Linked DNA regions of Mus musculus: regions 1 and 2 are each linked to region 3. Evidence: chromatin loops called from intact Hi-C (ENCODE). Cell type or tissue: gastrocnemius. All regions are shown on one strand.

The links. Hi-C counts contacts between places; a loop is a spot of excess contacts. Peaks named below come from ENCODE experiments on the same cell type or tissue, not always from the same donor. Only the 100,000 strongest peaks of a DNase experiment are listed, where the experiment ranks them.
Region 1: it touches region 3 in a loop (2.8-fold over the local background); 14 of 42 quality-filtered maps call a loop at or near these places.
Region 2: it touches region 3 in a loop (5-fold over the local background); 22 of 42 quality-filtered maps call a loop at or near these places.

The regions. Positions count from the first base shown.
Region 1 is chr17:27,529,047-27,537,046 of GRCm38, reverse strand. It overlaps the pseudogene Gm9703. Among named protein-coding and RNA genes, the nearest start is that of Grm4, 20 kb to the right of the region's middle. In gastrocnemius, a CTCF peak has its summit at 3,478 (motif pointing right); a DNase peak (open chromatin) is centred at 2,137.
Region 2 is chr17:27,645,439-27,653,438 of GRCm38, reverse strand. No RefSeq gene overlaps it. Among named protein-coding and RNA genes, the nearest start is that of Pacsin1, 6.2 kb to the left of the region's middle. In gastrocnemius, a CTCF peak has its summit at 3,111 (motif pointing left); DNase peaks (open chromatin) are centred at 3,092 and 7,449.
Region 3 is chr17:27,758,546-27,766,545 of GRCm38, reverse strand. All of the region lies in intron 4 of Ilrun (inflammation and lipid regulator with UBA-like and NBR1-like domains), which reads left to right. Among named protein-coding and RNA genes, the nearest start is that of Spdef, 34 kb to the right of the region's middle. In gastrocnemius, CTCF peaks have their summits at 1,910 (motif pointing left) and 4,648 (motif pointing right); a DNase peak (open chromatin) is centred at 4,697; H3K27ac peaks cover 278 bases.

The DNA of each region.
Region 1 (8,000 bases), 230 kb after region 3:
CCTCACCTCAGCCGTGTGGTCAGTGTGCTTTTGTCCTGACCATTGACCTCTCAGCGAGCAGCTGTCCCAGCTGCGCCCAGCTCTTGGCATGGCAGCGTGTTGTCCCAGAGCACTTGAGTGTGTTTTCTGACTGAACACAGGTAAAGGGGCAGGCACGGGCGTGTAGAGTCCACACAGGCAGTGGTGACCGTGGCAGTCTTGACTGTTAAGAAACACACCACCACATTCAAGTCGTAGCCTCTTCCGGCAGCCTCCATGGTTCCTTTCAGTAAAACCACGTCTCTGTGAAGGAATGCAACCCCTGTCCTGCCCAAGTTAATCCTGGAGTGGGAAGCAACCGCCCACACCTCATTCTCAGCCAGAGCCGAGGGCCTGGCACAGAACAAGCGACAGCAGACTCCCTGTAGTGACGCCAAGCTTGGGTCCCTAGCACCACCTAAGGCAGAGCTTCCCAGGCTGCTATGGTTTCCTTTCTCTTTTGAAACAGCATCCAGGTAGCCCTGGCTGGACTCCAACTCCCAGAGATCCCCCTGCCTCTGCGTTCCGAGTGCTGCAATTAGGGGCATGAACCACCATATTTCTTCTTTTCTTCTTCTTCTTCTTCTTCTTCTTCTTCTTCTTCTTCTTCTTCTTCTTCTTCTTCTTCTTCTTCTTCTTCTTCTTCCTTTTCTTCTTCTTCTTCTTCTTCTTCTTCTTCTTCTTCTTCTTCTTCTTCTTCTTCTTCTTCTTCTTCTTCTTCTTCTTCTTCTTCTTCGTCTTCTTCGTCTTCTTCTTCTTCGTCTTCTTCTTCTTCTTCTTCTTCTTCCTTTTCTTCTTCTTCTTCTTCCTTTTCTTCTTCTTCTTCTTCTTCTTCTTCTTCTTCTTCTTCTTCTTCTTCTTCTTCTTCTTCTTCTTCCTTTTCTTCTTCTTCTTCTTCTTCTTCTTCTTCTTCTTCTTCTTCTTCTTCCTTTTCTTCTTCTTCTTCTTCCTTTTCTTCTTCTTCTTCTTCTTCTTCTTCTTCTTCTTCTTCTTCTTCTTCTTCTTCTTCTTCTTCTTCTTCTTCTTCTTCTTCTTCTTCTTCCTCTTCTTCTTCTTCTTCTCCTTCCTCCTCCTCCTCCTTCTTCTTTTTTAAAGATTTATTTATTTATTAGCTGCACACTGCAGCACACTGCAGCTGTCTTCAGACCCACCAGAAGAGGGCATCAGATCCCATTACAGATGGTTGTGAGCCACCATGGGGTTGCTGGGATTTGAACTCAGGACCTTTGGTTTTTTTGTTGTTTTTTGTTTTGTTTGGGGGGGGGTTCAAGAAAGGGTTTCTCTATGTAGCCCTGGCTGTCCTGGAACTCACTTTGTAGACCAGGCTGTCCTGGAACTCAGAAATCCGCCTGCCTCTGTTCCTGAGTGCTGGGATTAAAGGTGTGCGCCACCACTGCCCGGCAGGACCTTTGGAAGAAGAGAACCTGAACGTCCAGTTCCCTGAGCTCTGACCCGTCTTCTGACCAGACACCAGGTATGACATGGTACACAGACATACATGTAGGTAAACATCTATACACATAAAGCATTGAAAAATGCTTTTAAAGTTATATTTACTTGTGTGTGTGTGTTTGACATGACACACCGGTGCTGGTCGGAGAGCAAGTTGCAGGAGTCAGTTCTCTTCATCCATCATGTGGGGTCGTCGGGCTTGGCAGCCAGCGCCTTTATGTGCTTCTCTGTGGAGGAGGAAAGCTGAGTGGTTTGTCCCAGGCCACACAGCTAGTACTTCTAGAGTCTGCTATGGCCTACAGTTGTGACGATCTCATGCCTTTGTCCTTTGGGTACCTAACTCCAATTTTCTTCCCAGGAAGATGTGTAGAGTGGTAGGGAGACCCGAGGGTCAAAGGTGAACTTGAGGCGGCTGTGAAGGCACCAATGGACTTGGGTTTCTTCTACAGACAGGCAGCAGGTACCGCCCCATAACAAGTATCCATTAGGTGTTATCCCCAGAAAGACCTGCCAGGCATGTCCCAGCCTGTCCCTTACAGTCTGGGGGACCTGGGTCTCAGCGGGGCAGGCACCGCGTGGTTCAGCTTCCCCCACAGCCTCTTTGCGGTGCCCTCCTGAGTCTGTTAGAATCAGCCTGGGATGCTGCTGGCTTTGGTCCCAGCAAGGAGCGCTGTTGCCACCTCGTGGTCATAGCTGGCATTGCAGTGCCTGTTCTGAACAAGCGATCCCACGCCTGTTCTTGGGATGGACTGGGGTCACAAGGTGGGGAGGAAGAACAGAGGTGCTGAGGTCTGGTCTGTTGCTATGTATTGCAATGCTAAATTCTGTACCCGAAGGTCTAGGATCAAGTGGATTGTCACATTTACCAGCTTTTGTTGTACAACCGGTGTTTTTAATTTAAAACTATTGGTTAAGCTGGGCGTGGTGGCGCATGCCTTTAATCTCAGCACTCTGGAGGCAGAGGCAGGCGGATTTCTGAGTTCGAGGCCAGCCTGGTCTACAGAGTGAGTTCCAGACAGCCAGGGCTATACAGAGAAACCCTGTCTTTTTGTTTTGTTTTGTTTTTGTTTTTAAAGATGTATTTATTAGTATAAGTTCACTGTAGCTGTCTTCAAACACACCAGAAGAGGGTATCAGATCTCATTATGGGTGGTTGTGAGCCACCATGTGGTTGCTGGGATTTGAACTCAGTACCTTTGGAAGAGCAGTCGGTGCTCTTACCCACTGAACCATCTCACCAGCCGGAGAAACCCTGTCTTGAACCCCCCCCCCCCCAAAACAAAAACAAACCCAAAAAACAAAAACCAAAGCCAAACCAAACCAAAACAAAACAAAAACCTATTGGTTAAATAAAAACTGGCTACAGCCAGTTTCTGGAGGGGTTAGAGTTAGATGGGTTTTGAGTTACCTGGTTAAAGAGGAGGAGGAGAAGAGGGAGAACGAGGAGGAGAGGGGAGAAGGCACCATGAGAGATGTACAACACTGTAGAAATAGCTAGGCCAGCAGTTAGAACAGTAGATTAGGGGTTATCCACCCCCAGTCATTGTCAAAGCCAAATAAAATAACCATAGTCTGAGTCTCATTTATTTGTAATCTAGTTGGGGATAAATTGGTTGTAAGACACAGGCATAGGGGAGGTAGGTGGGGTAGGCAGCGAGGCCCCTTGTGGGTTCACAGGCCACTCAAGCATCCACAGGTGGCTCTCTACCACCCATTACAGCTTGCAGGGAGAAGGGACTCCTGTGGACAGGCTGATGAGCAAGGCGGAGGCAGCGCCTTCCAGAAGGTCTCTGGCCTGCGGAGTCTGCCTGCAGCCAGCAACTCTTGAGTTCAGTGTGTTGAGAAGTGCCAAGGGGGCAGGCTCCTCAGCAGCCCCTGCCATCAGGCGAGGGAGGTGAGAGGCCGCCCCCACACAAGGGAACCAGAGCAGGAGTCAGACCTTCTTTGTGTTTTCTTTCTTTTTAAAATTAGTTTGTAACTATGGGTGGTTTGCCTGCATGTATGTATGCCTGTGTGCCTGCAGAGGGCAGCAGAGGCCATCAAATTCTCTGGAACTGGAGTTACAGATGGTTGTGAGCCACCATATGGACACTGGGAACCAAACCAGGGTCCTCTGTAAGAGCAGCTGGTGCTTTGTTTTGTTTTGTTTTGTTTTTCAAGACAGGGTTTCTCTGTGTAGCCCTGGCTGTCCTGGAACTCACTTTGTGGACCAGGCTGGCCTCGAACTCAGAAATCTGCCTGCCTCTGCCTCCTGAGTGCTGGGATTAAAGGCGTGCGCCACCACGCCCGGCCAGCTGGTGCTTTTAACTGCTGAGTCTCCATCCCTGACTTTTGTACCTGGTCATGTTATGATGAAGTGATGGTATATAAACATATTTTAGTGTGAGTATGTGTGTGTGTGTTTGTGTTTTGGCTCTCACACATAGAGTTTGTACAAACACATACATAATTTGATTTTTGCACTAGAGTCTCCAGACTGGTATTTCTCCTTATTTCTCCTGCTGTATTTCATGAGTTCTTGGATTAGGATACAGTCATGCACCACCATACTCAGCTTATCTCACACTCACACCATATATATATATATATTTTTAAATTTTTTTAAATTTTATTTTTTAAAAATTTTTCCCGAGACAGGGTCTCACTGGGTAGCCCTGGCTGTCCTGGAACTCACTCTGTAGACCTGGCTAGCCTCAAATCAGAAATCTACCTGCCTCTGCCTCCCAAGTGCTGGGATTAAAGGCATGTGCCACCACTGCCCATCTCCCATATATTAAATTTTTTGAGACAGGATATAGTCTTATATCTTTCTCAACCCTATTTTTTTTCTTTTTTTAAAGATTTATTTATTTATTATATGTAAGTACACTGTAGCTGTCTTCAGACACTCCAGAAGAGGGAGTCAGATCATGTTACAGATGGTTGTGAGCCACCATGTGGTTGCTGGGATTTGAACTTCGGACCTTCGGAAGAGCAGTCGGGTGCTCTTACCCACTGAGCCATCTCACCAGCCCCCTCAACCCTATTTTTAATGATGGTTCTTAAACGCTTTAACCTCCCTTCTCCCCCACCACCCTCCAGAAGTGTGGAAAAGAAAGGTTATTAGGATACAAGAGAAGTGGACCTGTTTAAAAAATTTTTTTTTTTTTTTTTTTTTTTTTTTAGCAAATCCCATCTGCGTTGTCAGGAGATCAGCAGTTCAGTACCCAGGTTAGCAGTGGCCGCTCGATCCACTCGCAAATACTTCCCAAATCTACAAGAAGTTCAGTTCAGTAGTGTCAGCATGAATCAGCAATGGTGGCATGACTCAGCAGAAATAGCCAGGCTTTGGCCTTGAGCACCTAGGAAAAGTTCTCTGCCGTGCCTCTCTCACCAAAGTGAAGATCAGCAAAGACTGGAGACCGAGAAGCGCTGCAAAGCTAGATATGCAAGCCTGGTTCACTGACCATTGAGTCCTATTTATACTCCCTCCAGACATCACGGGTCTTGCCTCCTTCACAAGTCTTGCCTCACCGTGTGTCTGTCTCAGCCCGAGTCTGTGGAAATGGCAAAAAACTGCCCGAACAGGACCAGAAAGTTTTTTGGTGCATTTCTCTCTGTGGAGTCACAACAAACGGAGCTCAGCTACCTAATGTAAGGCAAACCCAAACCTGTGTGTCATTAGTGAAGAGTCCCTCATGACGAGTCCTTTCATGTGCTTGCTTTAACGAAACATCCTGGGCCAGCTTCAACGAAACACTCCTTCACGTGTCTGCTTTAGCGAAGCGTCCTCTTGCCTGTGTCCAATTCAGGAAAACGCTCCTTCATGTGTCTGTCCCGGCAAAACAGCATCCAACACAACTGACTTTCCAAAGAAACCAGAAGTTTCCACTTCAACAGGGTCACACTGTGTAGCCATGGCTGGTTTGGAACTTGCTTTGTACACCAGGCTGACCTTGAACTCACAAAAACCTGCCTCCCTCTGCCTCCCCAGGGCTGTATTAAAGGCATGTACCACCACAGCTGGCTGTATTAAGCAAATACAAATATAGCATTACATTTCTTTGCCCCGGGGCTGAGGATGGAGCTTAGTTAGTGGACCCCTGACCTAGAAAGCATGGATTCAACCTCCAGCGCTTTGTAAACGGAGGGAGGTGCAGGCCTGTAATCCCAGCACTTGGGAGGTGGAGGCAGGAAAATCAGAAGGTCAGGGTCATCCTTGGTTACATAATGGTTTGGAGGCCAGCCTGGGCTACCTGAGACCTGTCTAAAAAAAAGACAAAAAAAAAAAGAAAGCTCTTTCTTGAGGTTTAAGGCAGATCAACCAGTGGGCTGCCAGGGTCGGGCTCAACAGGCCCAGGGAAGCTGAGGACTTGATCCCTTGTCCCAGTGCCGAGGTGCACCTTCTCATGAAGGACCGTGTCATAGCACCGATGGTGCCAGCCAGCCCCAACCCACCTCTCAGAGCTGTACTGACGAACGACTTCAGCGATTGACTTAGTGTTTGTGAGCCCAGCGCTGAACTGGCAAGGACTGGCTCTAATGAAGTAAGTTATGCCGGATGGTGAGCCCTGGTCCCCGGTCCTTTCTGGAAGCTTCCGATGCTACCGAGCTGTGTGTTCTTTGATCAAGAACTCCCCTGGGCCTCAGTTTCCTTTTCTGTAAGGTGGGCATGCTAACAGTCCACAGCGGGGCCATTCAGTGACCTACCGTGGGGACAGCAAGGATGAGTAGCTAGCATGGGTATCGGATGAGGCTCCTCCTGTCACTTAGGAATCACTCAAGAGAAAGAAGTGCTGAAGACATAACCTAGGGTATTAGGACACTTCATGGTGACCAGCTTTCCCCTGGGCCTGCGGAAAGTGGCTCAGTGTCCTGAAGAACAGAGAAGGTAGGTGGGGTGGGGCAGCAGGGGCAGGTGACCTGGCCCTAGAGGGCTATGAGAGGACCAAGAGCAGCAGGACGGACCTCCAGGGTACCTGGGACAGGAGTGACAGTACCTTGTGCTCCCCCTGCCTCCTCCCAGTGTGGAGTCAGGGCTGGTGTCAGCTGGGCAGTGGCTGTGTGTGGGGTGTCTGACTAGACACAGATGGAGCTAAAGATGGCACTCCTGGGACAATTTTTTTTTTTTTTTTTTTTTCAAAAGGAGCTCTGGCAAAGTTTTATTAAAGGAAAACTTTCTTGTTTACTTCTCACCAGTCTGTTCTGGCATGCTTCTAATAATATCAGAATCATCTGGGTCAATGATAGCCAGTGTGCATACTCTAGTATTTTCCACACGCGGTGCCCAGTTCAATATTATTGCCACTGTAGTGATGGACCCCAGTTTTAGCCAACATGGCATAGTACTCTATTTCAGATTTCCTCAAAGCTGGACAGTTGTTGGCAAGGATAACCAACTTCGCTTTGCCTTGTCCGATCATCTTCAGAGTCTGTTTGTAGCCCAGCATGTACTTCCCACTTTTCATAACAAGTTGGAGCCTAGAGTTGATCGACTCCAGAGACTTTTTTGTCTTCTTTGCGGCCACCATCTTCCTGCTTTAGGTGCGGGACAACCCCCAACCAACACCAGCCGCCAAGATGGCCGGGGAGCGAGAAAGGAAGGCAACAAATGGGTTTCTGTGTGTATGGCAATGACCAGGGCTTCTCTGAGGTAGTCCAGGGTATTTTCTCTCTCTCTCTCTCTCATTTTATTTTTTAAGATTTATTTTAAAGATTAATTTATTTATTATTTATATGAGTACACTGTAGCTGTCTTCAGATATACCAGAAGAGGGCATCGGATCCCATTGAGGATGGTTTTTTTTTGTTTGTTTGTTTTTTTTTGTTTTTAGTTTTTTGTTTTTTGGTTTTTCGAGACAGGGTTTCTCTATATAGTCCTGGCTGTCCTGGAGCTCACTTTGTAGACCAGGCTGGCCTCGAACTCAGAAATCCGCCTGCCTCTGCCTCCCGAGTGCTGGGATTAAAGGCGTGTGCCACCACGCCCGGCTCATTGCGGATGGTTGTGAGCCACCATGTGGTTGCTGGGATTTGAACTCGGGACCTTTGGAAGAACAGTCAGTGCTCTTAACAGCTGAGCCATCTCTCTAGCCCCTGTTTATTCTTATTGTTTATTTTTATGCATGTCCTCCAAGGTCAGAAGAGAGCGAGCCTTGGGTCCCCTGGAGCTGACATTACAGGAAGCCAACGGATGTGTGTTAGGAGCCAAAGCTTGGTCCCCAGCAAGGCTTGAGCTGTCTCTCCACCCCTATGGGTCTTTGCGTTGCATCCTCTGTCCAGGTTCCCCTTTGGGGGGCACTGTGACTAGGGCTGAATGACCCTGGGGTGAAGGTCAACCTTCTGTCCTTGCTGGATGTGTCCTGGGTCCTGCAGAACTGGGAGTTCGGGTCTTGACCCCTCCAGCTGTGACTCAGGGCACCGTGGGTGCTGAGCTGGAGGGACACCATTAAATGGAACCAGCTGGGCTTTGCCTGAGGCCAGGCTGCCCTACATTCTCCATGCTCCGGAGGGGTCAGGGGCAAGTTCGGCTGCCGGCTTCAGGCTTTGGTGGC
Region 2 (8,000 bases), 110 kb after region 3:
CCCTTGTCATTGTCATGCTAGACAGTAAAGTATTTTCATGGAGACAAATTGGAGCCCTGGGGGGCTGGGTGTGTGTGTGTGTGTGTGTGTGTGTGTGTGTGTGTGTGTGTGTGTGAGGGCTGAGAAGGCAGAGAGGCATCGATGATGATGGTGGTGGTGATGATGGTGAAGATGATGATACTTTTAAGAAAAAAGCCAGTGGAGTCCACAGCCCCAAACTTCCCAGACAGGATATATCCCTAGACGGTCAGACATTTGGAGGGTTGAATAGAAGGCTATGATAGAGTGGGGAAGAGAAGCCGGAGGCTGGGAGAAAGCACAACCTTCACAGAGCTGTAGGTCCGTCAGGAGACTGGGAGGGCATAAGAACATGGCTCAGTTAGCTGAGTGCTTGCTGAGCACACCCAAAGCCCTAGGCCCCCAGCACATAGCTGGTGACATAGCTGGTGACAGTGGTTCAGGCCTGTAGTAACCCCAGTGGTCCAGAAGGAGTCTGTGGTCATCTTGGGCCTCTTGAAAAATCCAACAGGAGGTCGGTAGGGTGGTATATAGCTTTCATTCCAGCACTCGGGAGGCAGAGGCAGGCAGATTTCTGAGTTTGAGCCCAGCCTGGTCTACAGAGTGAGTTCCAGGACAGCCAGGGATACACAGAGAAACCCTGTCTCGAAAACAAAACAAAACAAAACAAACAAACTAACTAACTAACTAACAAAGAGAGGCTTAGTGGTTAAGATAACTTACTGCTCTCCTAGACGCCCTAATTTTGGTTGCCAGCACCCACATGGGGCAGCTCACACCTGTCTGTAACTTCAACTCAAGAGCATCCTCACGCCCTCTGCAGGACTCATTAGACACCTGCACCCGTGTGCGTGTGCGCAGAGTCCTGAGCAGACACACATGCCTTAAAAAACAAAGCAGTCTCTTTTAAAGACCAAACAAACAAAAGTAGAGAGGAGAGAGGGTAAAGACAGAAGGCAGCCAGGGGCTCTCTGTGCAGAGCTGAGGTGTGGCTGGGGTTGAATTCAGAACACATGCGCACACACACACACACACACACACACACACTGTGTAACCTAAAATAAAATGTTTCGGGAACTGACGCGGGATGTCCACACTTCCCAATTTAGACCAGCTTCCTTGTAGACTTTCTAATTGCAGACCTTCTGCTTGCCTGTCCAAGGTGAACCTAACCCACCTTCCTGCTTTGCGCCCCGCCCCGACCCCTTCCTGTTCCGCGTACCTCCCCCACCCTCCCTCCCGTTTTGCGCCTCTGCTTCAATACAGATGCCCTCCGTTTCCGGCACAGCAACTCTTCCTTTTCTGAGCATTTCCCACGTCTCTCGTGTCCTGGCCTCACGTTCTCTCAGCCCCGTGGAGATCTGACCCCTGTATGTTTCCATGGGGCTGTCCTTCCCACCCAGAGCCCTGAACCTCCCTTGGTCCATCCTCCCTCAGACTCTGGGCCACGCAGAAGGAAGACAGCGCTGGTCCTGAGGGGTTTGCAGATGCCAGCGAAACACAAAAGACGTAGGGACAGAAAGGCAGGCCAGCACTGAAAGGCGCGGAAATAAATAAATCAATGAATGAATAATGGATTGGTAATTGATACTGCGTGTTAGGCCTGGAAGAGGGGGCCGGGCAGAAGGGAGACTCCAGTTGCCCTGTCTTCCTATAGAAAAAAAAAGGGGGGGGGGAAGGAGAGCCGTTTTGAGTTCTCTTTCTCTCCCTCAGACAGTCATGTGTATCTTCCTATGGTGGTCTTGAGCCGTTGCAGGTGAGGTCCAACTTCTGACCCTTACCCTCGCTCCACAGTGCTGGGATTGCAAGCATGCACCACCATGCCCAGTTTGCGGTTTTGTTGTTGTTGGTTTTTGTTTTTTGGGTTGTTTGTTTGTTTGTTGTTTTTATTTTTTCAGACAGGGTTTCTCTGTGTAGCCCTGGCTGTCCTGGAACTCACTCTGTAGACCAGGCTGGCCTCGAACTCAGAAATCCGCCTGCCTCTGCCTTCCAAGTGCTGGCATTAAAGTCATGTGCCACCATATTGGCTAACAATTATCTATTATTATTATTATTGTGTGTGTGCCCTGCATCCATATGTGTGTTTGAGCACAAGTGCCACGGTGTGTGGATGGAGGTCAGAAGATAACTTTTGGGAGCCAGTGTTCTTCCTCCAGGAGCCGGGATTGAACTCAGGCCACCAGGCATCTGCAGCAAGCACCTTTACTTGCCGAGCCTTCTGCGCATGCTCAACAGGCACTGTCCACACCTCCAGGCCAACCACCCCTGTTCTTTCCACAGCTTGAAAAGGAAGGCCAGGGATCTATCCCACTGTGGGTAGATGGGATTCTGAAGCCCAGAGAGTGAAAGAGGCTCGTTCCAAGTCACACAGCACTTCAGTGACAGAGCTGGGGCTATAAACAGATCTCTGAGCTCTGATCTGGTCCTTGCCACCTTGAGTCCTGTTTGGAGGCTGGGCAAGATGGATCCGGGAGTCTGGCTGGGTCTAGGCTGCCTAGGACAGGGTTTTATTTTCTACGCTCCCTTTCAGCAACCTGACGTGGGAATGGGCAGTGCTGAGGGACGGCCTTCCGGCTCTCTCTCCTCATGGCGCCGTCAGCTCGCTTCAAGCTCTCGGACAGTGAGTCACCTGCCTGGTGGACAGGGACGATTGCCAGCCGCACCTTGGACCCTGAGACCAGATGTCAGGAGCCTTGCAATGGTTTCTCTGCCACTGACTTATGGCTGGAAACCACACCTCCTGCATGAAACCCTTAACCTTTAGGGGTACCCAGATTTAGGACCCCGGAGACAGCTTACCCAGGACACACAAACAAACAGAGCCGTCCCTGTACCGGGTTCTTTCTGAATTTGAGGCATAGGAACCATGGGGACGCTGTAATTACTGACCATCATGGTACAGGCTGGGATATGGAGGCCAGAGAGGTTAGGTAGCCTGTGTGATGTCACACAGCTGGAAAGCCTTGGAGCTGTGAATCCAATCCAGGCAGGACTGAGGCAGAAAGAAAAAGCAGACTGGACTAGGTGCTTACTTCAAGCCAGAGGGCTCGACGTCGCTGCGGTCCTGTGGCTATGGCCTGGACGCCCTCGCCACCTAGTGGTACAGTACCTTAACTACAAGCGGAATTCCTGTTTGGTTTGGGTTTAGATTTACGTTTTTTTTTTAGTCAAGGTCTTCGGTAGTAGCCTAGACTGCCTGGACGCACTATGCAGCTGAGGATAGCGTTAAACCTCTCATCCTCCTGCCTCCACTGCCCCAGTGACAGCGCTCTACTCCACTGGAGCTGTTACAGTTGTGAGCCACCACTTGGTGCTGGGAACTGTGTCCCGGTCCTCTGCAAGAGCAGTGTGTGCTCTTAACCAGCTCTTCAGCCCCTATTGTTTTTTTTTAATTTTTTTTTTTATTATCAGTGTGTGTTGGGGGCGGGGTCAGAGGACAATATCATAGAGTTGGTTCTCTATCTAACTTTATGGGGTCTCCTGGATTCAAACTCAGGTCCCTCAGGCTTGTACCTCTGATTTTATTCTTTCCTTAAGTTATTTATTTATTTGTGTCAGGGAGGGGATAGTGGGTATATAGAGGTCAGAGGCCAACTTTTTTTTTTTTTTGGTTTTTCAAGACAGGGTTTCTCTGTGTAGCCCTGGCTGTCCTGGAACTTACTCTGTAGACCAGGCTGGCCTCGAACTCAGAAATTCACCTGCCTCTGCCTCCCAAGTGCTGGGATTAAAGGCATGCGCCACCACTGCTGGGCTCAGAGGCCAACTTTTGAGAATTGGGTCTCACCATCCACCATAGGGGTCCAGGGGATCAAACTCAGGTCGTTAAGCTTGGCTGCAAGCACCCTTAGCTGCTTAGCTGCTCCACTCTCAATCTCATGTGCTCTTAACCTTAACACTTGGAGTTGACATGATGATGCACACCTGAAATCTTAGAGCTCAAGACACTGGGACAGGAGGATCAAGGGTTTCAAGTAAGTTTGGGCTATAGAGCAACACCTTGCCTCAAAGAATCAGACAAAACAAAATAGTCGTAGTTCAGAAAGGATGTTGTTTCTGCCGCATTCCAAGGCTTTGGTGCACGGCTAACCTCTTACTACAGTTTGTTAACCTTTCCTCACTGTGACAAACACCCGAGAGAACCCATTTCAAAGGAGAAGGGGTTTCTTTTGGCTCGTGGTTTCAACCCAGGGTCGGCTGGATCTATTGCCTTGGGCCTGAAGCCACACAAAGTGTATTGGCAGTGAGAACACATTTGTTGTACCAGCTCCGGGTGGATACAAATCTATGTACTGTTGAGCCTTTTAAAAACAAAAATAACAGGGGGGGGGGGCTGGAGAGATGGCGCAGTGGGTAAGAGCACTGACTATTCTTCCAAAGGTCCTGAGTTCAAATCCCAGCAACCATTTGGTGGCTCACAACCATCCGTAATAAGATCTGATGGCCTCTTCTGGGATTCTCTATGTAGCCCTGGCTGTTCTGGAACTCACTATATAGACCAGGCTGGCCTTGAACTCACAGAGCTCTGCCTACCTCAGCCTCCCTAGTGCTGGGATCAAAGACATGCACCACCATTCCTGATGCGGGTGTCTCTGTCTAATGTCCCTCATTCTGTTGTCATGCCTCTTGGGCGGCACGCCCATGTCCAGCCTGGGTCCTCAGGTTTTAGTTAAGGGACCTGGAAGTAGACCCACCAGGGCTTTGCCCTACTCACTCCTCGTCCAACTTTGCTGCTTTAACACGGGCTTTTGTGTAGCACAAGAGATCTTTGAACATGCCCTGGTGCTGAGGACCCTCTGACCCTCCTGCTTCTCCTCAGCAGCACACAGATTACACCTGTGCACACCTCAGCCCCATCTCTACTGAGTTGGGATCAAGCCCAGGGCTCCTGCATGCTAGCATGTGCCTTACCAACCTGGCCACAGAGCCCTGCCCACCGTGTTACCCCAGCCACAGAGCTGTGTCTCCAGTCTCTCCCAGGTGCTGTTTTCTTTCAATATTATACTTGAGACGGGGTCTTGCCAAGTGTGGTGGCACATGCCTGTAATCTCAGCACTCAGGAAGCAGAGGCAGGCGGATCTCTGCGAGTTCAAGACCACCTGGTCTACAGAGTAAGTTCCAGGACAACCAGGGCTACACAGAGAAATCTTGTCTCCATCTCCTGCCTCCCAGAAAAAAGATTAACCATTACACCTAGTGCTACTTTGAAACCCACCTTATTTTGATAAGGAAATGGTCTGGGTTGATGTTGAGCCCATTGCTCCAGACCTGCATCTTATGGCCATAGAGGACACATTTGGTCGAACACCCTTGTTCTTGGCTACAAGCTTGGGTGATGTCTTAGTTAGGGTTTTACTGCTGTGCACAGACACCATGACCAAGGCAACTCTTATAAAAGGGAAACATTTAATTGGGGCTGGCTTACAGATTCAGAGGTTCAGTCCATTATCATCAAGGCAGAAACATGGCAGCATCCAGGCAGGCATGGTGCTGGAGAAGCTGAGAGTTCTGTATCTTGATTTGAAGGCAACCAGGAGAGACCGACTTCCAGGAAACTAGGAGGAGGACCTCAAAGCCCACAGAGACACACCTACTCCAACAAGGCCACACCTCCTGATAAGGCCACACCTCCTAATAGTGCCACTCCCTGGGCCAAGTATATTCAAACCACCACAAGTGACTTGCCCAGATGTCTGGGGACATCAGTGGGTCTCAAGCCCAGTTTTCCTGTTTAATTGTAGAGCTCTCTCTCTCTCTCTCTAAATCACAGCTATCACTAGCTTCTTCCTCCAGAATCAAATCCCATTGGGAAAAGATGGGGTTTACACAGAAGACACTGCCTCAGGGCTCAGCATGGAACCTTCTAGTCTGTTGCTCTCCTTTTTTTTTTTTTTTTTTTTTTTTCCGAGACAGGGTTTCTCTGTATAGCCCTGGCTGTCCTGGAACTCACTTTGTATGTAGACCAGGCTGGTCTCGAACTCAGAAATCTGCCTGCCTCTGCTTCCCAAGTGCTGGAATCAAAGGCGTGCGCCACCACGCCCGGCGCCTGTTGCTCTCTGCTTCTCTGCTTTTTACTGCTTTTGGGTCTTTTGTTTTGGCTCTCAAGTATGCGTGAGTGTGCATGAGAGAGAGAGAGAGAGAGTTTGAGAGTGTGTATGTGTCTATGTGTGAGTGTGTGTGTGTGTGTGTGTGTGTGTGTGTGTGTGTGTGTATACACATGAGTACAGTCTTTGTGAACTCATGTATGGGTATGTGTCTGTGTGTGAGCATATGAGTACAGTCTATATGTATTCATGTATGTGTGTGCAAGAGTGTGTGTATGTGTATGTGAGCGTGTATGTATATGAATATAGTCTCCATGTACTCATGTATGTGTGTGTATGCATATATGTATATGAGTGAGTATGTGTGAGTGTGGGTGAGTGAGTGAGTATGGGTGAGTGTGGGTGAGTGTGTATGTGTACACATGAGTACAGTCTCCATGTACTCGTGGACGGTGTGTGAAGGGCAGAGACTTATGACGGATGACTTCCTCCTCTGTCACTTTCCACTTCAGTCTTTGTGATGGGGTCTCACTGACTCCGGAGCTAACTGCCTGGGCCAGGTTGGTTGGCTTGTGACTCTGTCTGTCCCCTCAGCACAGGGATGACACACATGTTGCCACCACACCTGGAAGTTTCACACGGGTTTGGTCCTTATGCTCGTACAGTAAGCGCCTTACTGACTGAGCCACCACCACCTCCCCCAGGCTCCAGTCTTGAGGGGATGGTGTTTTATTGCCAGTGAGTGGGGGCTTTGCCTGCTTGTATGTCTGTGTACCATGTGTGCCTCGGATGTGAGCTTATCTCAAAACACAGCAGAGCTGGTGTGTTGTGCTGGTACAGGACTTTGATCCCAGTGGTAGAGCGGGTGGGTTTCTCTGAGTCCATTCTACAAAGCCAGTTAGTTCCAGACAAGGCTACGTAGTGAGACTCCATCTCGGAAGCAAAACAAAACAAAACCCAACAACGACAAAACAGGGTGAATAACGGACTGTGTTCTTCATAAGGGAGGTTACTGTATGTCCCAGGATGTCATCGATACAATATAAAAATGACCTCAGTAAACAATCAAAAGTTCTAGCCAGAGGCAGCTTGGAAGGTCACCAGAGGATTGTGGGTACGGCTGGCAGGAGAGCGGCTCACAGACAGAGGTGGAGACGGCTCAGCTCTCCCTACAGGGTACTCATGCTGGTACAGGACTTTGATCCCAGTGGGTTTCTTTGAGCGGGTGGGTTTCTCTGAGCGGGGCTCGTTCTCTGGTAGAGGTGGAGTGGGGGCGTGGCTGGGAAGGAGTGATTGGTGTTTTCTGCCAAGGGTGACTCCCTCCACCATCTCTGGCATCTGTCTTGGTCTCTGACCAAAATACCTGTGGTGCTCCTAAGTGGCAGCGTGCCCTGTGTCCCTCAGTCCGCCCTGTCCATTGGACTCTACCTGCAGCAGAGTGAACAGAGTGAAACAGGGCCCCATTTTGGAGCACAGCCTGCCCTGCCCCCCACTGATCTTGAACTCAAACCAGGAAGAAAAGCCACGGAGGCAAAGGCAAAAGACTCAAGGACAACAGGGTCCCCAACAGCCCTCCAAAGCTCTGAGACTTGGTCAGAATGTAACACATCCCAGCACCTGAGCCCCGCCTTACTGCCTGGTATGGTTGGCGCTGACCTTGGAGAAACTGCTGCAGATCAGGAAACCACATTAAGTGAGCACCTGAGATGACCTTGGTCCCTGACACCTTGAATCAGTATCCCTTAATGAGAACCACCTGCAGTAACGGCGAGCATCACCATGTGAGGCTACCTGAAGAAGTGTCCATTAAAGCCAGGCCCGAGACATTGCTGTGGCTCCTGGTTCCAGCTAAGAGCTTGGCAGCTCATGTGTCTAAGTGTCAAGGATGACTCTGAACTCCTGATTCTCCTGCCATCATCTCCCAAGTGCTGGAAGACGGGT
Region 3 (8,000 bases):
CATTCAGTAGAAAGTCAACGCAGCTAAGGTCAGTGGAAGGGGAAAGTTGGCAGAAGCAGCTCACATACTCGATTGTTTGCAGAACAGGGCGCTGCTTTACTCAGCTGGGCCTTGTACTGAGCATGACAGCCGTCTCAGGGAGTTCTGGCTAAGGAGCTGATGTCAGTTCTAGCTGTGGACCATCTTCTTCTTCAGGGATTGAGGTTTCTAACCAGTTGCAATGGTTATTTACATGTTTACAACAGAGGCAAAGGGCTGAGCCTCCTGCCAGCCTAAGGCCCTGCTCAGCCCTGCTGCTAGTGCTAGACAGTGAGTGGGAGGAAGGCCACTTACTTCACGTGCTTAACTGACTAGCTTATACTCTCACTGCCCACCCCACCCCCATTTAAAAGTAACTTTTCAGTGCTGGAGAGCGCCCACATGGCAGCTCACAATCAACTGTAACTACAGTTCAGGGGCTCCACCGCCTTCTGACCTCCACAGGTGCCAGGCATGCAGAGCAAACATCCATACACATAAATTTGGTTGATTAATTGCTTGCTTGTTCGTTCATTCATTCATTCATTCATTCATCCATTCATTCATTCGTTGTTTTTTCGAAGCAGGGCTTTTCTGTATAGCGGTGGCTGTCCTGAAGAACTGACTCTGCCTCTCACTCCAGTGCTGGGAGCGCCACCACACCTGCTCCACACATACACTTTTAACTCATCTTAAATGCAAATAAAATCAGCTTCTGAGCCAGTGAGGCGATCAGAGAGTGGAGGTGCTGAGAAAGCCAAGACTCAAACACCAGGAAAGTGCAGGTTGTCCTCACTTGCGCGTATGTGCTGTGCCGTCCCCGCACTATACACATTCCAGATGATATCCAGGAAGGCTTGGGCAGACTGGATTAATAATGTGAAACTTCATCTTTTTTTTTTAAGATTTTTATTTATTATTATACATAAGTACACTGTAGCTGTCTTCAGATGCACCAGAAGAGGGCGTCAGATCTCATTACGGATGGGTGTGAGCCACCATGTGGTTGCTGGGATTTGAACTCAGGACCTTTTGGAAGAGCAGTCAGTGCTCTTACCCGCCAAGCCATCTCACCAAACCCGTGAAACTTTATCTTAAAGAGACATTGGGACAAGCGTTGTTGTTGTTTTTAAACCAAGCAAAATCTTACTCAGAAAAAAGTATGAAACATCTGGCTATGTTTTCTGTGTCCATCGAGATGTGTTGACTTCCTCCTTTGGAATGGCACAGGCAGTGGTCAGTGAGTAATGACCACATTGCTGTAAGTAGAGCAGTTCACTGTCCAATCAGCCCGAGGATTAGAGTGCCGATCCCTGCCCACACTGACCATGCAGCAGGAAGATTAGCTGCTCGCAGAGCAGTTCAGAGTCAAGTTTGAGTCAGAACTTCAGTTGTGTCATTTACAGCAGGAAAGCAAGTGTTGGCAGGAGGAGTGGAACAGAACAGGGGTAAGGAAAGGGGTTCGCAGAGGTCACCTGAGCTTAGAAGTGGCTGAGACAGCCATATGGGGAGAGTGACAGTGATGCAGGGAGCTGTGAGTGATGGGTCGTGTCGGCCGCTTCCCGTGTGCTTCTCTGAAGAGGAGTGGACGACACAGTCACAGATGGCTTTGGCGGTACTGGAACTACCTCCGAGTACTGCCACATGCCTTTAACCCCAGCACTCAGGAGGCTGAGGCAGGACAGTCAGGGCTCCACAGAGAGACCATTCTGTCTCGAAAAAACAAACAAGCAAAAAGACAAATATTGGTATAGAGGGATTAAAGAAGGGCTCAGCGTCCAGAGCACTGGCTGTTCTTCCAGAGAACCAGGTTCAGTTCTCAGCACCTATATGGCAGCTCACAACCATCCTTACTTCAGTTCCAGAAGATCTGACTCCACCTTGTGGCCTCTACCAGCACTGCATGCACATGCAAAATACCCATACATGCAAAAACAAATAAATTGAATATGTATAGATATATGCATATGTGTATATGAAACTGCAATGGCTACAAGTAGAGATTTGTCTAATAGTGAGCCTGAAAGGCATGTGTGTGGGTGGCTCAGTGGTTAAGGTACTTGTTGCTGAGCCTGACCCACGTGGTGAAACAATAGAACCAACTGTCACGTTGTTCTCTGACCTCCATGTATGCACTATGTTATTTTTTAAAGAGACATTAAAGGTATAGGTAAGGAGGATGACAGATAGTTCAGTGGTTAAAAACCATTTGCTGTTCTTAACAGAGGACCCACATCAGGCAGCTCACAGCCACCTGTAATTCCAAGGGATCCAGCATCCTACTCTGCCTCCTAGGACACCTGCACACATGTACATTATACTCAGGCACACGTACAGTCAGTCAATCAGGAAAGCATAGGTGATCCTAAACAGCTGTATTTAGCTTGAGAACACAGGGGTAGTTGGTTCTTGAAGTAGACATGCTTAAAGTTGTGAATAGTGTCCTTGGCCCAGTGAGGAGAGCTACTTTTGAATTGTTCCTAAATGCTCAGGCATACTTTGCCTGTAGATGAGGAAACAAACGTTCTGAGGGGCTGCGTGCCTTGCTGAGTGTCACAGCAGGAAACAGGTAGCACACTGCAGGTGTGGGTGCCCTATGGCTGAGAGGTCTCTGCCCCCTCTGGGTTGCTGTGCTTGCTTCCCTAGGCCCTCTCATTGGCTGAATGAACTGTGTTGTGGACCAGCAAGGACTGAGGTGACTGGGTGCCATCAGGGCCGGAGGGAGGCAGCATTGAGGTGTGCTGAGACGCTGTGGTATGGAGCTGCCTGTGGTGTCTCCTTAGACAGCATTCCACTTGCTGAGGGTTGAGAGTGTCCTCTTCACATTTGAACTCTGAGGGCAAACAAGCCAAGTGCCGTTTATGATAGAAGGGACTGCAGAGTGCGGAGGGCATGTGCTTCACCTGCTGCTGTCCTCAGTGGTGGGGGGCCTGAGGGGGGCTGTGTCGGATGGGCAGCTGTGGGCATCAGCAGTTGGCAAGAGATTGGAATCACCTAGGCTGGTAGGCCAGAGAAGAACAAGATGCTCTTGGAAGCCCATCTCCATGCGAGGTCTCTGGAGATGGAGTCTGGCTAATGGGAGCTGTACAGACAGGTGTGTGGAAAGAGTAGACCTACTGAAGTCAAAAAGGTGGTCTCGTGACCCGCATCTCTGTGTGCTTTCTGAGACCTTCCAGAACAGTAAGACCAAGTGATTCAGGACAGGTGGGAATAAGTGTGAGGCTGTGGGGCAGCAGGTGCTGTCTGTCCTTCCTGTCTGCAGCAAAGAGCCTTTTACATACACCAGGCAAGCTAAACCCCAGGGCAAGTACGGCCATTTTGTCTCAGCTCTGGGAAGAAGCAGGCTGCTGTTTGTTGTGTGCTTCCACCTTAAACTGGATCACAGCCGGAGCCTCTTAGTATTTCTGCCAAGCCCTGGTTCAGAAGGAGAACATGTGATTGTCTCTGCAGCCTTCTGCTCGTTCCTCCTTCCACTTTGCCATAGCCACAGCCAAGTGCCGTCTGCCTTTCGTGCCCACAATCCCACCTCTACCCTGTATTTTTAGGAATACAAATGTGTGTGTACCAGAGAGAGGGAGTGTGTGCGTGTGTGTGCATCCACGTGCGCGCACGCTCATGCGCCTCTGCCCAGCATTTTTGAAAATACAAACATGCACATGTGTATATGTGCACTTATGCACCATAGTGCTTGTCTGAAGGTCAGAGGTCAGCCCTGCAAAGTTGGTTCTATCTTAATCATTTGGGCCCCATAAATGAACCTGCAGTTGGCAGTAAGCAGTCTTACCTGATGAGCCTTTTGGTGTACCCTGGGGCTAGCTAAAGCATACAAGCATTAATCTCGGACGAAGCACTGGAAGGGTCGGTGTGACCCACAATGTGCTCATGCTGTCTGCACTGTTGGGGCTGAGCCGGTCTTTTACTCTGTGGGTACAGCGGCCACGACTCAAATCTTCTTATCTGCTTTGAAGCAGCCACAGATTTAACGTACTAGCCTGGAATAGCGATGTACACTTTTAATCCCAGCTCTCTGGAGGCAGAAGCAAGAAGATCTCTGTGAGTTCGAGACCAACCTGATTTTATACACACACACACACACACACACACACACACATATATAGAGAGAGTGTGAGTGTGTGTGAGTGTGAGTAAAGGTTCAAGGACAGCCAGAGATAGGGAGAGAGACCCTATATCAAAAAGGAAGGTTAGCATAGTAATAAGGAGCAGTCAGGGGAGGGCCAGTTGAAGTAGGCCCAGCGTGTGACAGTTTACCAGAGACAGTTAGTGTCACTAGCTGGCTAATGATTTCATGAAAGGGCCCCTCTGCAGCTCTCCTGGGTAGTCTTAGTAACCAAGTAGTTCTAGGGATTTATGACTGCCCTGTTCAGGCTCCTCAGCATTTTAGAGGAGGAGCCAGGCAGGTGCTACTCCTGCCCCAGTAAACACCTTGGCCTGGTAAGCTTTCTCTCCGTCGTCAGGGAGGGAGGAGATTCCTGAAGAACGTCTCTGATCTCCTGGGTTCAGATTTTGTTGGCATTGAAATTGCTACTGTGACAAAAGCTTGTATAGTCCCTGAAGTCACAGAAGCAGCTGTCTTCCGTCCCCCAATTGTCCTGCAGAGGGTGCAGTCTCTGTAGTCACTGAAGCAGCTGTCCTCCATTCCCTGATTGTCCTGCAGAGGGTGCAGTCTCTGGCTCTACTTTTTCCTGAGCATGCTCTATAGAGTGGGGACAGTCTCAGCGGCCGGCCTGCTAATTTTGGCAGGCTCTGTTCTACAGAGGCTGTGTAGGATGCTAGGCTCAGAGACAGCCAGTTCAAGCCCCGAGGTAGAGATGTGCCTGGTGGGTTCAAGGAGTGAGAACAAGGTGGGGGTGCTGCAGGGGAGGCGAGGCTGAGTACAGTGTGAAGTCAGGGCAGAAATCAGGTGGCAAAGCTTTAGGGATGTCGTGAAGGACGCCATGGTCACTCTGCCCTGCATAGAACAGAGAGCAGTGGAAGCAGAGAGGCCTCCTCAGCAAGAGCGCACAACGGATGTGGGGTGTGAGGAGAAAAGACAGAGAGGTTAGAAGGGTGGGGTCAGGAGCCGTGCGTTCCATAGAGGGAAGAGCAGCCTCACACTAGATAGGAAGGTTAAGAGAGAAGGATAGGATAGGATCAGAGTTGTACGTCTGAGTGTTGCGTCACACGAATGGCGTCTAACCTTGTATCGCGGTTGTCATTCTCTAGATGATGGCTGACTCGAAGCTGTTGGTGTGTGTAAGAAAGTCCAGAGCCTAAGCTGTGCTCTCAAACACACCTAGAGCATCATTGCTGCAGTTTGCATAGACTCCAACTCAGGCAAAAACTCATACATAGAAATTACAAACCAGTCAGCCAAGCAAGCAAGCAAACCAAAAGGAAGGACGGAAAGAAAAAAGGATGTGCGGCGGCCAGGCATCGTGGTTGCAGATCTTTAGTCTCAGCAGAGGTAGATGGATCTCTGAACTGGAGGCCAGCCTCGTCTAGCCAACTCTGCAGAGTTAACCCTTTTCCCACCCCCACCCACAAAGAAAAACCTTTAAGAAGAAAGACAAAGGCTTGTTATGTAGCTCACACCTCCAATTCTGAGGAGGCAGAAGCAGGCAGACAGCCTGAGATATGCAGCACGTTCCAGGCCAGGGAGGCCACGCAGACAGACCCTGTCACCTACAAGAGAAACCCATCTAAAGCCACACAGGCCTAGAAGCTGAGGCAGGACAAGAGTTTGGGTGACAACCACTAGCAACCCAAAATCCAAGGGAGACAGCCAAGGCCCTGGGTTAGAGATGTCTGTGAGCCACCATGGGCGGGCTTGGAATCAAACTTCAGTCCTTCTCAGCACCCCCCATCCCATCCCTGCTCTAGGACTTCCATAGTTGCAGAGAATAATACAGTAGTCACCAGTGCCTGCCACCTTTCCACGGCACTTAATAGTAGGCCGTGGCCAGAACCCAGTTAGAGTCGGGTGTTTCTAGCACATTTTGATGAATGGTATTGGTTGTCCTGTGCACACGGTCTGTATGTACATTTGTGTCAGGTGTGGAGGGAGACTCCTCACTCACCTGTAGCAGTTGAGAACCCATGACCAAGGAGGAAGAAGCAAGAGGGAGGAGCATGAGCCCCGCCCACCCGGCAGCCTGGCACATTCTGTACAGAAAACGTTTGTCAGGCAGGGGACTCTGGGTTTGATGCAGTGCGATGACTGCATCTCCTGAAGGCCCAGAAGAACTAGGTGTTTGCATTGGCATGGACTGTATGTGCACTTCAAAATAATTTAAGCAAACAGTGTGGACCTAGAAAATGTCTTTTGTTAGGTAGCATTGCTGATTGACTGAAGCTGAGAAGTATGTCCAGGAACTCTCCTTTGTACCTCAGCAGTTTCAAAGCCATCAAGCTCCTCTGTGTTTGTTTTGGGGCTCTGGGCATTGTTTCAGATTGCTGACACTGGTCAGGCTTGTAGCACAAGACAGCTGTGTTCTCAGGATTGCCAGCTTGTCACACTGGTCATGTCACAACTATCTCTCCCTTTTCCTCTCCCCTCTGCATTGATTTCTGCTGGGGTTCTAAGGTAGGGTCTGTGGACAGCATTTCACCACTCAGTAGTACCCAGGCTTCTCTGGCGACTCCAACAGAGATGTTCAGCGTGTGAGAACCCATGCTTATCCCAGAGTGAAAGAATAGCTTCCCTCCCTGCAGAGCCCTGAGGGACTGGGGATTTTTGCTGGTAGTGGGTTCCTAAGGACCAGTCACAACTGTCTGCTCTGTACAGAGGCAGCTTCATGGTGTGTGGTCAGTCATGCGTCTCCTCTGCACAGCCTCTGCTGATCCCTGTCTTTAAAGTGTCACCAGTGTGCCTCACCATGACAGGGACATAAGCCAGACAAGAGAAATAGAATGTGGAAAAATTGGATTTTTCCAGCTTTTCTCTTTGCTTTCAAAAAAAAAATGTATTGTGCTACAATCAATTTTTAAAATGTTAATATAATTTTTAACTCTGTGTGTATGTGTGTGTGTGGGGAGTGCCCATCAGTGCCCTCACAGGGCCTCAGGGCCTCTGGAGTGTAAGTGTTAGTCAGAGGCAGCCGGGAGCTGAGTTCTGGCCCTGGGAAAGCATCCGGCATCCAAACTGCTGAGCCACCTCTCCAGTCCCTCTTCCTTTTGAGATTTTTTAAAAATTTTTAAATTTTAACATTGCTTTTGTGGGTGTGAATGTGGTTGTGCATGCCACAGCTCATGTGAAAGTTGGGGTGACTTGTCTACAGTGCGGGGCCCATTGAACAGTTTTCAGTCTCTGTTGTTGCAGGGAGCCCACATTAGCCCAATTCTTGTATTTCCGCCTCCTGAACACTGGGGTAGAAGCTGTTTGTGCTTCCGTCAGCTTCTTTGGATGGATGATGGGAGGGGTTTGAGACAGGGTCTTAACTGCATAGCTGTGGTTGGCCTGGCACAAGCAGAAGCCTTCCTGCTTACGCCTCTGCCTCCCGAGTGCTGGGATTGAAGGCATATGCCACCATGCCTGGCTGATTTCCTTCTTTTTTAGAGATCTCCTTGCCCTAGGAGAGGCCAGAGAGAACCCTGTCCACAGCATCTCATCTAGGTTCTAGCATACTGTTCTAGCGGAAGACTGCTTTGTATAGGCTACATAAGCCCTCTAGCAACTGAACCTACTCTCTGGCCCTCAGATACTTTCGAAGCTTCGGTTGGATTGGCTCCTCGAGGCAGGTTTCTTAGTTGGGTCAGGGAAAGGTTGAAGGCTGGCAACGCTTGCTGCGTATGGGTACCTGGGATGGGGAGGGGAGAGAAGTTAGGTGTGTGGATGCTGAGGAGGGTGGACAGAAGCGAGTGGCTGACAGGATGGATAGGCTGGGACAGTGCACAGACAGGAGTAGTTTAGACCATCTGGGGAACTGCCACAGAGATTGGAATAGAATGGTTTACAAGGCACTCAGAACCTTTAAGTAGTTTGA